Regions from separate parts of the Mus musculus genome. Here all the other regions are linked to region 3. The links are chromatin loops, found by intact Hi-C in ENCODE. Cell type or tissue: left cerebral cortex. All regions are shown on one strand.

Region 1 (2,500 bases), 120 kb before region 3:
GCCAGAATAGGGTACCAATTTTCATGCTTTTTATAGGCAAAAAATGTAAAAATATATCTATATCAAGTGTCAGAGATAAAATAGAGACAGGATCTATCTGCTGCTGATGGAAATGTGAATTTGGAAAATTTTGACATTCTGTACTTAAGTTAAATTCATATATTCTATGACCTGAAAATTTCATTCCTACATATATTCTCAAAATACATCTTATCCACCTACAGGTGACATATATAAAAGTGTCCATATCAGCACTTTTTTTTACAATAGCAAAAAAAAAATCTAGAAACAATACAAGCATCTATTAACAGGAGACTGGATAAATATATCTTATAAACATGCATTCCGTGAACTCTCAAATAGCAGTTAAAGTGAATATGTTTTAAAGCATGTATCAGTATAGACAAATAGTAAACACACATACAAAGTGACCAGAAGGGACATATCAAGATAAACATATTTACACATAGTGGGAAAAGGAGAGGGGAGAGATTTGGGAGGAAGAGGAGGGTTGCTTTGGTTATTGGAAGAAATCCATGAGGGTGGACTTCTAAGATGAGCCACAGTGGAGCACACTCATACAATCCATCACCAGGAGGGCGGGGCCTTGAGTCTATCTAATACAACAAAGTGGGTGGGCTGTCAATCATGTGTTGATGATATATATTATGGCAGAGATATGGAATTTTTAACTGGGGTTGGGGGCGGGGAATGGAGGATTGGAGAGATGGTTCGGTGGTTAAGGGCACTTCCTGCTCTTAGAGAAGACCTGAGTTCTTTTCCTAGCACCTACATCAGGGAGCTCACAACCACCTGTAACTCCAAGTACAGAGGGATTCACTGTTTCAGGCCTCCATGGACACCTGCACTTAGGTGTACTCACTCATAGCAGGGGCACACACACACACACACACACACACACACACACACACACTCACAGAGAGAGAGAGAGAGAGAGAGAGAGAGAGAGAGAGAATTTAAAATAATAAGACAAATTTGTTTTTAAGGAAACTAAATTCCCCAACGATAGATTGGAAATAAAAGAACACTTCCCCAGAAGGGCATCATGATATCTGCTGGGCCCTTAAAGAAGGCTGAGAGGCCAGACTTAAAACAGAGATTTCGGCACTCCCTTGCTTCTATGAATTCTACAGCTCTAAGGAAGCTGCAAGTTCACCACCTGCGGGAGCTTTCCTTGCCAGATCAAACACCATGGCTCAAGCTTTGAGATCTACACAGCTAAAGACATTAGGTCACATCTGGGGTCCATTTCCAGCACCCAGGGCTAACAACAGTCTGTAACTCCAGTTCCAAGGGGTACACACCCTTGTGGCCACCATGGGAACTGCATGGACACAGTGCTTAGACACACAGTCAAAACACCCATAAACATAAAATAAAAACAAATCTCAAAAAAGTAACTAATATGAGATTATATCATGGTGTAATACTATAATCAATCCATTTATGTACACCTGTAATAAAAATTAAGGGAATTTTAAAAGTGAAAAAGAAAGGGGGGGGGGTCTGCCCTCTCCATGAGCCAGAAGCACAAACTAGAATTTCCAGCCCAATGTGCTATCCTTTCTCTTAATATTGTTTTTTAAATGTATTAAGTTACATGGGAAAGTTCAGTAATTTTATATATTTATGGTGTATCTTGATCAAATTAAACCAACATTCTTATTTTGTTAAACATGATCTGCCTGTAAATAACTCCGTATCAAACCCAATCCTTGTGGGCATGCAACAATTTGTGTGATGAGTTAAAATGTTTCAGTCTTAAGTGCCAGATCATCCCACATTGTAGAGACTTCAACAAGCTAAAAGTTGTCTCTCCCAACAAGAAAAATCTAGTCAGTGGTCCGTGGACCCCTCACAGATTATTTTCGATCATTAAAATTAAGAATTCCATTCCGTGGTCCTAAACGGGCACTTCTTGCCAGAATGGAGGAAGAAAATGGCAACAAAAACTCAGACATCCTTTTCCTTTGTTCTCAAAGCTCAGAGCTGCTCTTGCCCTTGTCCCTGTAACAAAATCACACTGTAGCTGAAAAGGAGGCATGGAGACACAGTCTCTATTTTGGAGAGCCACTGTGTTCTGCTAAACTGTGAAAGGTCACACCTGAAGAAGAGGATACAATGTTTGAATTGATATTTTGCAGTCTCTGCCACAGTGGGTTTATAGAGAGATACTGAACACGCTTAATTAGTACGCTTGCTAGGAAACCAGCTGACCCCAGTCTAATGGGACTGGGTGGATCTGACTGATTCTAGCTTTCAGTACTAGAAAGTCTCCTTAGCTATAGCTATGAGCCACATTCTCTAATACCATATTTGCCACCAACACAAATAATATATTTTTCTCCATCTGCTGGACAACTTTGCCCTCTTTTTAGCCTTTTCAGAACCCACAGGAAGAAAAAGGGGTGACATTATTGAGACCCCCATCAAGGTTCCATGTGTAACTCAGAAAGGGAATCTTCATAGAATACCTCAA
Region 2 (2,500 bases), 170 kb after region 3:
AATCAGAGTGGGTCTTCAAAATCAAAATTTATCTATTTATTTATTTATTTATTTATTTATTTATTTATTTAATGCATATGAGTACACCATTGCTCTCTTCAGATATACCAGAAGAGGACATCAGATCCCATTACAGATGGTTGTGAGCCAACATCTCAGGACCTCTGGAAGAGCAGTCAGTACTCTTACCCGCTGAGCCATCTCCCCAGCCCCTTCCAAATCATTTAAGGAAATCCGGAAAGCCTCCCTATTCTGGAGGTTCTAACTTTCACTAGGGTGCCATAAAAACCAACCATAATATCTAGACGCTCAAAGTTCAGCAAATCTGGCTCGGAATCCAGTATGCTTTCTGTGACTACAGAGGTTCTCAAATGGGATGTAGTTTCCTCCTCAGGCAACCTTTGGCAATACCTAGTGACATTTTTGGTTGCAATTAGGTTGCAATTAATGGGTTGTGGTCTTCTAGTGGGCAGAGCCCAGGAATACTGCTATATGATACCACAACAAGGACTTATCCATCCAGCCTAAAAGTTCAAGAACGGGTTGCTGAAAAGCCTAGCGGGACAGAATGCTTTCTGCACTCCCTCTACCCCGTTCTGCTCTTATTTCCATGGATACACAATTAACTACTGCAAAAATAAACAACTCGCAGAAAGCAGCGGAATACATCCACACTTTTCTCACTGCCTTCTTCCATTCAAAATGAACCGATCTTTGTGGCTTTAAAGATAAAGGGAGAGCGAGTGCAGGAGCTGAGGAACTCAGTAGGCAGAAAGGAAATTCACACTAATTGCAATGCTTACAATACAAACTTGGGGTTTGGGGCGGGGGGGGGGGGAGTAGCTGCATTAGATAACTGCTGTGTCAAAAGCGCTTGCGCTGCAAGCTTGGGGACTTGAGTTCGAATCACAGGCATCCAAGTTAAAAGTGCTGGCAGAAGCAGATATGACTCTCTTTCCGGACAGTTCACTCTGGATAACTGCCAGGATCCCAGAACAACAGATTGGGACCCGTGGCCATCCTCCCGCCGGCTGCTGGCACTTTCGGTAAGCAGGAGTGCCTGGGGGCGTGGGCGGGGCGGGGCCTAGGAGCACAGGTCCCTGTGTTGTGACGTCATAATCTGCAGCCGCGGAGCTCGCCCTTAGCAACCGCCCTGGCGACTGTCGCTGTGACCCTTTGCGCCCCCGCGGTCCTGGTCTTTTCCTTTTCACCTCCGCTGCGGGGGAGCTCGGCTTCATCCCAGTAAGAACCAAGGGGATACAACCGCGGAGGCCGCAGGAGGACTAAGCATGGATGGCAGCCGGAGAGGTAAGGGACTGCGCGGGTCCAGGCTGCCCATGGCCTTTAAGGTTGCCTGCCACCTCCTTCAGTGTCGCAGGGTAATGGCTGGAACTAGAAACGCCCTGAGCTCAGGGAGGCCCCGCATGCCCGGCTCTTTGATTTACTGCCTGACATCCATCCCCTGATCCTGGGACCCTGCAGCCTGTATCACTTGGGTATCTTCTAGGCGGAATACTAGCCTGGTCTTTGAAATCTAACCTGAGCCCCAGATCAGGCCGGCTGCTTTCACAGAAACGGCGCTCAGTTTGCTCATCTTGAAGGTAGTGGGTAAATACCCATGCCACGGAGTTCTTGGGGGTTAAGTGCAGATAATATACAGCAAGCTCCTGGTGCATTTTAAGTACATGAAATCTTCCACTCCCTCCCTCCTTCTCTCCCTCCCTCCAGAACTGACTCACCCAGAGCTGGTTATAATTCAGTGGCTCCAAGGTAGGAGCTGGGATACTGCATTTGTAATAAACTTCCAATGTGGCTGGTCATTGGACTGAATGTTTAATAGCAAAAGACTACCTTTGAATCGACCTGCTAATGATTAATTAAGCCTTGCTTTCATCTTGCATGCACCTTTATTCTACAATAATTTCATCAAAATAAGTGTTCTGCTTAGCATACAAGGTTGGGGGGGGGGGAGGATATTCAGACACCATCCCAACCTAAGCTCTAGAGGAAAACACACCAAATGCTGTTATGGTCTTCAGAAATGGTTACAAAATAAACTTTAAACCTTTGCAGTGTTCCACCCGTAACCCAACACTTGTTTACACACAAATCCTGTTAAATGGGTATTATTCATATTTTGAAATGAATAAAACAAAAGATTATAAATAATTCCCCTAGTGTCATGGTTGGTCACAGAACAAGCCCCAGACTAAGAAGCTAAAACCCTCAAGTTCTTTTACTTACATTTGTTTAGTAATAGACTTAGTGAGGTTTTAGTGTTTATTTTTAAATGAGGTGACAAATGTAAATGGGTTTATACTTTTAGGTGGCTTCAGTTTTAGCCCATAACATATATCAATAACATCGTTCCTGGTATAAATGTTATATTCAATAAGTATCTGGGCTAGTTTTTATATACTAAATTATAAGTAACCATTCATTTAGTTGAAACCTCAATGCTTAATTTTAGTTTAAAGTAACCGTCTTAGATTCTATTAGT
Region 3 (2,500 bases):
AGCTCTAGAAGGGAAAGGCCCATGGAATGCAAACACACACACACACACACATACACACACACACTTGTGCCCAGTCAGTAGATCCAGGAGTAGATTGGTAGACAGCTCAACCCCAATGGTAACAATTCCCGATCCGTTTCTTCTAACCACATCCTAGGCTCATGCGGGAGAATGGTTGCTGTTGCTCACAGCCAAATACCCTTCTGCCACAAAATGTGGAAAGAAACAAATGGAACATCACTAAGTAGAGAAACGGTGGAAACTGCAAGGGAGCCCTGGGAATGCAGCCTTGGACCTCAGCAAACAAAATTGCAATGTGTCCTGTATTTAAGGCACAACAAAAGCACAGACAAGCGGAGAGGCAAATTGGCCGGTGGTTAAAGTGAATGTCTATGTTTTTTCACCCCAGAATCTCTTTAAGGTAGTAGGGTTTCTGCATAGACGGTTGGAAACAGTGAAGGACAGGTGAGTTTGCAGAATGCGAGGTCAGGGAATGGAGCACCTGAGAAGACAACCAACTCTAACGACCAGCCAGTTATATGTACCTTTCTCCCCATACTTGCCTTCCCAAAGAGTTCTCTGAATCAAGGCTCACACGGTTTCTCCTCCCAGAGCAATGGCTGACCACTGCAATTCTGTCGAAGGCATAAGCCCTGCTGCCTGCCAGTCTATTTCCTTCTGTTATGGTCCCTTCTGTGGCTCCCCCTACATCAGCGGTTCTCAACCTTCGCAAGGCTGTGACCTTTTAATACAGTTCCTCATGTTGTGATGACACCCTGCCCCGACCATAGAGTTATTTTCGTTGCCATTTCATGACTGTAATTTTGCTACTGTTGTGAATTGTGGTGTATATACCTGTGTTTTCAGAACGTAATTACTACCACTGAACTGGACACTTGAGAATGGTTGGGGTGGTTTGCCTCATGCTCTGTTACATCACTACAATAAAATAATAAAATTGATATTTAACTAGTACCTTAGATATTTTCAAGATTATTTTCATTTTTAACTGGCTACATGTGTACGTGCACATGTATGCAGTGCCTGTGGCAGCCAGAAGAGGGCGCCAGATTCCTCTCAAACTGGAGTTCATAACTGGTTTTAAGTCACTCAACATGGGAGCTGGGAACTTAATTCTGCCAGGCCCTCTGCAAGGGCAGTATGTGCTCTTAACCAGTGAGCCAGCTCTCAGAAGAGCACCCCTCCCAGGATAGTTTTATTGGGAAAGAAAACCTCAGCATAAGGGTTTCTATGGCCAAAAAGAGATGGGGCTATACAGTCAGCAAGGTGACAAAGGCGCTTCCTACCAAACCAGGCATACTGAGTTCTATCCCCAATATTTACAGGGTTGAAAGAGAAAAAAACAACAGTGCAAATTAGCCTCTTATCTCCATGTGAGCATGTGCAGGAGTGCACGTACACACACACACACACACACACACACACACACACTACATATATATATATATATATATATATATATATATATATATATATATATATATATAATTTTTAAAATGTTAACTTTATGAGGAAAAAATACCAGAATGAAACAAAAGCAGAGCACTGGTTTTAAAAGCCAGTGTGCTCAGCTTTTATGGTATGAAAATCCCTCCTGAATGTTAAAAAAAAAATCATAGATTCCCACAAAACATAAGTTTTGATACCAGCTGATGATATGTTTTTAAGTGATGCTGACGAATGTTCTATTTATAACTGAAAAGAGGTAGTACAATGCAAAGGAGATGTTGTTTACCAGGCAATGCTTGATGCACAAGAGAACTCTAGTTATTGAAAACAGCACCCCAGGCCCCTGGGGACCCACCACGCATAAGTGGAGAACTACAGCTTCATACTAATAAGAGTCTAAACCTCAGTAGAAGCTCTCCAAGGCATGGCCAAAGCCACTACGTAAACCATGCTGTGGTGCACAAGCGCAGCCCTTCTCAGGATGTCAGAGCAGAGCATTGCCCCAGAAATACAAAGTGTTTCCTCCACAGGGCACTGGTGTCCCAGGCTGGACTCAGCTCAAGTGAACAGCACTCCAGAGCTTAGGGAGATAGTCAAGACAGTGCTTGCTCAACAGCCTGGGAGCGAGAGTTCAGAGCCCTAGCACCCACATAAAAGCAGAGTGTGGTGGGGCGCACCTGTCACCCCAATGCTTAGGAGGCAAAGGTGGGAGGAAAGGGGAATCCCAGGGGCTGCTGGTCAAGTGGATTGACAAACTCTAGGTTCTAGAGAACCAGTGCCAAAACATTAAGGTAGATGGTGATTGTAAAAGAAACCAAAGGTGACCTCTGACCCCCACGCACTCACGCTCACATGTACTAGTGCACGCCTGCACGTGCGCATGCTCGCACATGCACCCACACAGGCACAGACAGACAGGGACATAAACACACTGTAGTGGCTATTCCTGGTTGTCAACTTGACAATATTTGGAATGAACTACAATCCAGAATTGGAAGGCTCACCAGTGACCCTTATCTGGAGGCTTGGA
Region 4 (2,500 bases), 110 kb after region 3:
GTGAACCTCTGCTCTGAGGTTCCCTCTAAGGAAATAGAGCCTCTTCTCACTGGCCTGGCAACTCCCACTCTAGGTGCCAGTACCATAAGGGTGTCATTTCCTCAGGAAACCTGTCATCCTTTCCTCTGGCCTTTGCCAATCTGCTTGTTTTGTTTCAGACAGAGGAGAAGCCTAAGTTGACTGGGAACTCACGAGGTAGCCTCATGTTAATTAAGCTCAAACCAATGGAAATCCTGCCTCAGGCTCCCAATTGCTGGCAATACAGGCAGGACTCACCACACCCAGCTTCAAGGTTTTCTAGCAGACTTTCTTAAAGCCTCTTGGTGCCCACAGAGCATGCTACACTTTGAATTCCTAATGCCACCCTACAGTGACTAATTTTGACCTGACACCCACACTGTAAACTCCAAGAAGACAGGTATTTTGCCTGCCCTCTTCTGACTATATTTCCAAGTCTCAGACTGTGCCCGGTGTCAAGTATGTATTTGACGAATAAATCCTGCGATGATTTAAAATAAAAGCCAAACTACCAGGCTTTGTAATTTCCAGAGATTTGGAGACCAAACAGAAGGCTGAGGCTGTACTGAAGGTATTTACAAACTGAAGGGCAATACCTCTTCATTCACTCTTCAGTCAGGCAAGTCATAAGACATTTTCTTCAAACATAACTTGCTTTCCTGGATCTAGTCTGAGGAAGGGAAGAAATGAAGTCATAAAAGAAATTGAAAGGGAGGAACTGAGCTGAGTGGGAATTAGATGTGATCAAGATATATTGTATAAAACTGTCAAAGACTAAATAAAACAATATTCTTTAAAAGAAGAAATATAATCTCTCTCTCTCACACACACACACACACACACACACACATTTTAACTCCAAGACTCACTCAAGCGCTGCCTATCCTACCCAATTCAGCCTGTATATGAGCTAAGAGGTGACTGGACACACTGTTTCAACTTGTCCCGCTCCAATACTATTTACAAAGAGCCACAATATCTATACATTAACATGTGGGGCAGTGGCCAAGACCAGGAGTATGGTGCACCCACACAACCTGCCTTAATACTCTTTACAGGAAGGGAAAGTGAACCCACACTCCTAAAAGCATACCAAACCATTGTGTGCGTGGGCACGCTGTAGGTTACTCCGTGAGCCCTTCCCAGACCCACCCTTGTGGAGAAAAACCACTCCCCACAGCCTTTCTACAACCTGAGCCAAAGGAGCCTAGTCGGCAGGATTAGTAATAAGACAGAGCAAAGACTCTGGAAGCCCCTTGGGCTCCATTATGCTTCATGCCCTATGAGAGAAGTGCTACCCCAGGGACAGCTGGGGCAGATCGTAGCCTCACATGCTGCCAAGAAACCTGTCCCTCTGAGGACACGCGGGCCATGAGGCTCAGCTCCAGGTCCAGTGAGAGTCACCCCACCCATCTGCCAGAGAGAGACAAAGATCACTAGAAACAAAGGACACACACACACAGGCACACGTACATGCACATTCACAAAGTCAAAAGCAAATACCAACACTTGGTATAATTTCAAAACAAACAGCAGCTTGGTGTGTCTTTAAATAGACGGTGAAACCATCCTAGAGGGACAACGACTATGTGATCTTGACAGGCGCGATCTGGGTTCCGAACCCACGCTGCCTCCGCCCTCCTCCCACCCACGCTGCAGTTGTCAGGCGCATTTCCCAGCCTCAGGACGCATGCTGCCTGCCGGGAGCAAGCCCATCCACGCCTGCCAGTGAGGCACCAGCAGGTGGAAGAGAGCCAGGGTAGCCCGAAGTAGGCAATACCAACCTTTAGGATCCCAGTTCACCTGCTTTCTTGGCGTCTCGATTGGAAATTTCATTGCTCCGTTGCCCACAGGGGGATGAAATGAAAAGAATCAAAATAATAATAATAAAGTCTTCAAGATTTACAACTCGTCGGTTAAACAGACCAACGGAACAATTTGTGAGGATGGAGGAGCACTGAAGTGGCTCGTGGGGAGCCCCAGAGAAAGACAAGCGGGGAAAATACTAGCAGAGGAAAGCACCGAGCACTGGCTTGGTTGGGTGTTTGCACCGGTTAAGGGGGTGGCCAGCTGCTGCCCTTGTGGGTGAAAGAAAAAGTAAGATCGGATGCTGAGGGTGGTTCCGAGAGGATCAAAGAGCCGGGCTGCTTCTGCAAAAGCGCGGTAGGCAGATGCGAGGCTGAGCAGCCGCCGGGCGGAGGCCGGAGTGAAGCCCACCGCAGCGTCCCTCGGGTCCCCAAAGGCGTGTTCGTACCCCCTCTCTCGCATCCACACACACGCACACACACATACACACACATCCATACATACACGCACACACACACACACAGGCGCGCGCACACCGGGCCGCGCGCTCGGGCGGACACGTCAGCCTCGCTCGTCTGAGCACAGAGCACTCGCCCCTCCCCAGCCGCGGCTCCTCGCCCCCGGGCGACGCCCCCCACTCTCCACCCGCTGAAAGCCATTGGACAGAAGGATGGCG

Evidence for each region. Hi-C counts contacts between places; a loop is a spot of excess contacts. Peaks named below come from ENCODE experiments on the same cell type or tissue, not always from the same donor. Only the 100,000 strongest peaks of a DNase experiment are listed, where the experiment ranks them.
Region 1: it touches region 3 in a loop (2.4-fold over the local background); 2 of 42 quality-filtered maps call a loop at or near these places.
Region 2: it touches region 3 in a loop (8-fold over the local background); 6 of 42 quality-filtered maps call a loop at or near these places.
Region 4: a loop joins it to region 3, with 5 times the contacts of the local background. A loop is called at or near these places in 8 of 42 quality-filtered maps.

Annotation. Positions count from the first base shown.
Region 1 is chr12:98,341,039-98,343,538 of GRCm38, forward strand. No RefSeq gene overlaps it. Among named protein-coding and RNA genes, the nearest start is that of Gpr65, 74 kb to the left of the region's middle. In left cerebral cortex, a CTCF peak has its summit at 1,337; a DNase peak (open chromatin) is centred at 1,280; H3K27ac peaks cover 270 bases.
Region 2 is chr12:98,627,027-98,629,526 of GRCm38, forward strand. Spata7 (spermatogenesis associated 7) reads left to right here and starts at 1,116. Exons shown (of 11, transcript NM_001289572.1): 1 at 1,116-1,308. The coding sequence starts at 1,290. In left cerebral cortex, no CTCF peak of the experiment used is centred here; DNase peaks (open chromatin) are centred at 1,098 and 1,664; H3K4me3 peaks cover 1,949 bases; H3K27ac peaks cover 1,244 bases.
Region 3 is chr12:98,459,026-98,461,525 of GRCm38, forward strand. All of the region lies in intron 4 of Kcnk10 (potassium channel, subfamily K, member 10), which reads right to left. Among named protein-coding and RNA genes, the nearest start is that of Gm40893, 64 kb to the right of the region's middle. In left cerebral cortex, a CTCF peak has its summit at 1,043 (motif pointing right); a DNase peak (open chromatin) is centred at 1,059; H3K27ac peaks cover 329 bases.
Region 4 is chr12:98,572,355-98,574,854 of GRCm38, forward strand. It overlaps Kcnk10 (potassium channel, subfamily K, member 10), which reads right to left and starts at 2,358. Exons shown (of 7, transcript NM_001316665.1): 1 at 1,803-2,358. The coding sequence starts at 1,854. In left cerebral cortex, no CTCF peak of the experiment used is centred here; DNase peaks (open chromatin) are centred at 100, 1,102, 1,678 and 2,425; H3K4me3 peaks cover 1,566 bases; H3K27ac peaks cover 1,973 bases.